Linked DNA regions of Homo sapiens: region 1 is linked to region 2. Evidence: chromatin loops called from intact Hi-C (ENCODE). Cell type or tissue: endothelial cell of umbilical vein. All regions are shown on one strand.

Region 1 (2,500 bases), 430 kb before region 2:
TTTATTTGTGTCCCTTCCTGTAGCTGAAATTGAAATGTGAAATTGCTAGTGGGCAGAGAGGAGGAAATGAACCATTTCCCAAACCCAGGACGGAGCAACACAAAGGAAGAAACAGAAAAGGGCTGTAATGGGCTGCTGTGTGACTCAGGAAAGGTGGAGTCACAGATAATTTGAAGTTCCAAGTACTCTCAAAAGTTTCAGCAATTTTTCTGTCTAAACTCAGAAACTGGATCTCAGTTTTGCCCTGACATTTCTCAAAAGAAGATTTCAGGGATCTTATCTGAAAGTACTCCATATTTGAAAGAAAGGAATGCCTCCTATCTTTGTTTAAAATATTTCCAGAGTTTTAAATTACTACTCTTAGGGGTGGGGAGAAACAGTCATGATTTATATGTTTTTTTTCAAACAATAAAGTACCTATTGAATTCTCATATTATGTTTGGAATTTTAGTTTAGCGATTTTCCTGCTGAGTGTAAACTATTCTATGCAGTTGGAGAGGGGACATACTAATTACTAACTTCCCATCATTGCCCAGCACATGAACCTTTGTTCCATATACTTTCCCCAAATATTTTGCCATTACAATAGCTAGCAACTTGGATGTCATAACAACATGAATTGGAACAACCAACATTTTCTTCTTGATGTTAATTCTTTTGTATTTTTTTTTCAGACAGAGTCTTGCTCTGTTGCCCAGGCTGGAGTGCAGTGGCGCAATCTTGGCTCACTGCAATCTCCTCCTCCCTGGTTCAAGTGATCCTCCTGCCTCAGCCTCCTGAGTAGCTGAAATTACAGGCATGAACCATCATGCTCGGCTAATTTTTGTATTTTTAGTGGAGATGGGGTTTCACCATGTTGGCCAGATTGGTCTTGAACTCCTGACCTCAAGTGATCCGCCCACCTCAGCCTCCCAAAGTGCTGGGATTACAGGTGTGAGCCACCGTGCCTGCCCCCAATATTTTCTTTTGAATTATTATGTCATGATTAATTTGGAGGGAAGCAGAAAAGACAGGATAAAAGTCTTCACAGGGCAGGACACGGTGGCTCATGCCTGTAATCCCAGCACTTTGGGAGGCCAAGGCAGGTGGATCGCCTGAGGTCGGGAGTTCGAGACCAGCCTGACCAACATGGAGAAACCCTGTCTATACTAAAAATACAAGATTAGCCGGGCGTGGTGGTGCATGCCTGTAATCCCAGCTACTCTGGAGGCTGAAGCAGGAGAATCACTTGAACCCAGGAGGCAGAGGTTGCAGTGAGCCGAGATCGTGCCATTGCACTCCAGCCTGGGCAACAAGAGCAAAACTCCATTTCAAAAAAAAAAAAAGAAAGAAAGAAAAAGAAAGAAAGAAAGAAAGAAAGAAAGAAAGAAAGAAAGAAAGAAAGAAAGAAAGAAAGAAAGAAAGAAAAAGAAAAGTCATCACAGGCCATTTGGCTGGTTTGTGTGCTGAAGTGGACCCAGCTGGAGGGTTTGCTAAATCCCTGGGCTCACTCTCGTGATTATCCCATGACTGGTTGTTATCATGAAAACCTTACTAGCTCTGTCCACTAGGTGGCATTTTCAAAATAGAACGTATAAAATTATTTTGCAAGATCTGCTTTTGCCAAATTAGAGAATGATTCAAAGTTATAAGGTTGATGTCTAGTTTCAGAGAGGGTGCATCCTTTAGGAAGAAACTAGACCCGTAAGGACTCTCATCACTAGATGAGAAAGGTAGTATATTACATATTGCCAGGATGTAAGAGAGATTTCTGTTGCCAGCCCTCTGTTAGCTGCAGAGAATCAGATGTCGTCTGGGCTCATGTGCGACTTTTAATACAAATTTGGCAGAGGGTAGAATAGAGGTTTATTAGGATGCGAGGGAGAAAAGGGAGGGGCCTGTTATGAAGAAAGGCTGTGAACATAGAAGTCTAAAGGACACATGAAGAAAACTTTTCTCAGCTATAATAGTCCTGAACATTTTTCTTTTTCCTTTTTTTAGATGGAGGCTCACTCTGTCACCCAGACTGGAGTGCAGTGGCACAGTCTCGGCTCATTGCAACCTCCGCCTTCCAGGTTCAAGCGATTATCCTGCCCCAGCCTCCCGAGTAGCTGGGATTACTGGCACGTGCCACCACACTGACTGATTTTTGTATTTTTAGTAGAGACAGGGTTTCACCATGTTGGCCAGGCTGGTCTCAAACTCCTGACCTCAGGTGATCCACCCACCTCAGCCTCCCAAAGTGCTGGAATTACAGGCGTGAACTACTGTGCCCGGCCAAAAATATTCTTAAGAAATAGGGAGGATGTCTGGGACCCGAAAGGATTTTGTAAACTAGCAGTTAGTGATTTCAGAAACTGCTGGATCTCCCTCAGAGAAGGCCCAAGTTCAGGAAAATGTTGAAAGATACCCTCTGAAAGCAGCAAATGAAGAGCAGGGCTGGGACTAGCGCAAGGCAAGTGAGGAACCGGTCGTGCACAGATGCTCACCCACAGTGTCCTCCAAGTGCAGGTATATGGAA
Region 2 (2,500 bases):
TTGAAAACAGCCTGGGCAGCATAGAGAGACCCTGTCTCTACAAAAAATAAAAAATTAGGGGAGTATGGTGGTGCACGTCTATAGTCCCAGCTACTCAGGAGGCTGAGGTAGGAGAATCCCTGGAGTCTGGGAGATCGAGATGGAGGCTGCAGTGGGCTATGAGCATGCCACTGTACTCCAGCCTGGGCAACAGTGCAACAGTGTGAGACCCTGTCTGTAAAAAGAAAGAAAGAAAGAGAGAGACAGAGAGAGAGAGAGGAAAGAAAGAAAAAAAGAGAGAGGAAAGAAAGAGAGAGAGAGACAGAGAGAGAGAGGAAAGAAAGAAAAAAGAGAGAGGAAAGAAAGAGACAGAAAGAAGGAGAGAAAGAAAGAAAAGAAAGAAAGAAAGAAAGAAAGAAAAGAAAGAAAGAAAGAAAGAAAGAAAGAAAGAAAGAAAGAGGAAGAAGGAAAGGACTAGCAGGGGTGGGGGCTCACACCTGTAATCCCAGCACTTTGGGAGGTGGAGGCAGGTGGATCATCTGAGGTCAGGAGTTTGAGACTAGCCTGACCAACATGGTGAAATCCCATCTCTATTAAAAATACAAAACTTAGCCAGGTGTGGTGGCAGCGCATGCTTCTAGTCCCAGTTATTCAGGAGGCTGAGTCAGGAGAATCGCTTGAACCCGGGAGGCAGAGGTTGCAGTGAGCCAAGATCATGCCACTGCACTCCGGCCTGGGTGACAGGGCAAGACTCTGTCTCAAAAAGAAAAGAAAAAAAAAAAAGAAAAAAAGGAAGGAAGGAAGGCAAGCAGAAAGGAAGGAAGGAAGCAAGCAAGCTCTTTCAGGGGTGTGTGTGTGTGTGTGAACTTCTTTTTCCTGATTACCCAAATAACACTTGCTCATTGTAGAACATTTGGAAAGGAGAAAAAGAAACATTATTCATAACCTTATTTCCCAGAGGCAATCATTTTACAAATTTGATGTATTTTTAAGAAAAAACACCTCACCTCAATCCGTGTTTAATTTTTCTGTGTCCCCTGCAGCCTTTATCTATATGCAAGCGCGCTATTGACATAGTGAACAATGGAGGGTCCTGCTTTTTAATGTCCACATTTCAGTGTAAACCTGAGTCCGTGTTACTGGGCAGCCTTTGCAACTTTCATTTTGTGGCTCCACAGTACACCCAGGTTGTATCATCAGCTCACTCCCCATTATAAAGAACATTGCAGCAAACGCCTTCCCGCTAGATGGACAGGGCCGCTGGATGGGCAGGGAACCTGGGAGTCTCAGCTCCTCTACCCAGCTCCCTACTGAGGGGAGCTGCCCTAACTAAGTTCATGAAAATAGTTGAGGAGTGCGGTGGGGGCTGGTGAAGGTCCCTTGGCGGCCAGTGGGAGAATCAGAGCCTGGAGTCCTCACTCTGACCTCTGATGTGCCTGTGAGATGGGAAATATGTGTGAGGTTGGGGGTGAGGTGGTTCTGAATAGATTTGCAGCGTGTGAGAAAAAAATGTGCTTGTGGGCGACTCCTCCCTGAGTGCCCTTGCACCACATTGGCGCCCTCTGCTGTCCCTGCTCGTCTAATACTTTGGAAGTTCTTTCTGTGTAACTGTAGACCAGTCTGTCCTTCCTGTCTCCTTTCCATTTAGGGGAAGAGTATCATTTAACAGCAATGAAATAGCATTCAGAGAATTGAAAAAAAACTCTTTAGGTCCACCCCAAACCCAGTACCCAGAACTTTAGCCTCCTTCAGGAGACTTCCCTATTGGAACTACTCTCTCTCTCTCTTAGATATTGAGTTGGGGGTTGGGGGGATGGGGACTGAGACAAGCAGTTGAGAATAAGGCAGCAGTTTCCCTGAAGACCCTGTCCTAGCCACTCCCTTCTCCAGGTGTGGCCCTGGGGAGGGATGGCTGTATTACAGCCCCAGAAAGAAGCCAAGCATTTGGCAGCTCAGCTCACCTCCTGCATCTGATAAGGGTGACACATGGGTACACGTGGGGTGGTTAGATGGGTCTTCCCTGCCCCTCCGTTTATTATGCAAATGGGGAAGTGGGGAATGGCTTTTTCCTAGCAAGTAACTCCGAGATTTCCGAAGTTTAATGAGCCTTGTGTGGTAAAGGATTAGGGGCAGGCCTGGCTTCATGGGGCAGGGGCTTGCATAGTTGCAGAGCAGCTGCACTTAGAAGAGCTTCACATTTTCTTTTTTCTTTTCTTTTTCTTTCTTTTTTTCCTTTCTTTTCTTGAGACAGAGTCTCAATCTGTTGCCCAGGCTGGAATGCAGTGACGTGATTTTGGCTCACTGCAAACTCCACCTCCCTGGCTCAAGTGCTCCTCCTACCTCAGCCTCCCTGGGATTACAGGCACAAGCCACCACGCCCAGCTAATTTTTTTTTTTTTTTTTTTTTTTTTTTGAGACAGAGTGTCTCTCTGCCGTCCAGGCTGGAGTGCAGTGGTGCGATCTCAGCTCACTGCAAGCTCTGCCTCCCGGGTTCACGCCATTCTCCTGCCTCAGCCTCCAA

Evidence for each region. A loop is a pair of places that touch in the nucleus more often than their neighbours do. Peaks named below come from ENCODE experiments on the same cell type or tissue, not always from the same donor. Only the 100,000 strongest peaks of a DNase experiment are listed, where the experiment ranks them.
Region 1: a loop joins it to region 2, with 1.9 times the contacts of the local background. A loop is called at or near these places in 1 of 110 quality-filtered maps.

What each region holds. Positions count from the first base shown.
Region 1 is chr17:60,568,986-60,571,485 of GRCh38, reverse strand. All of the region lies in intron 2 of LINC01999 (long intergenic non-protein coding RNA 1999), which reads right to left. Among named protein-coding and RNA genes, the nearest start is that of LINC01999, 5.7 kb to the right of the region's middle. In endothelial cell of umbilical vein, a CTCF peak has its summit at 1,531 (motif pointing right); DNase peaks (open chromatin) are centred at 125, 475 and 1,535; H3K27ac peaks cover 1,194 bases.
Region 2 is chr17:60,142,100-60,144,599 of GRCh38, reverse strand. No RefSeq gene overlaps it. Among named protein-coding and RNA genes, the nearest start is that of CA4, 6.6 kb to the left of the region's middle. RefSeq lists an enhancer at 1,514-2,023. In endothelial cell of umbilical vein, a CTCF peak has its summit at 1,529 (motif pointing left); DNase peaks (open chromatin) are centred at 1,539 and 2,289; H3K27me3 peaks cover 191 bases.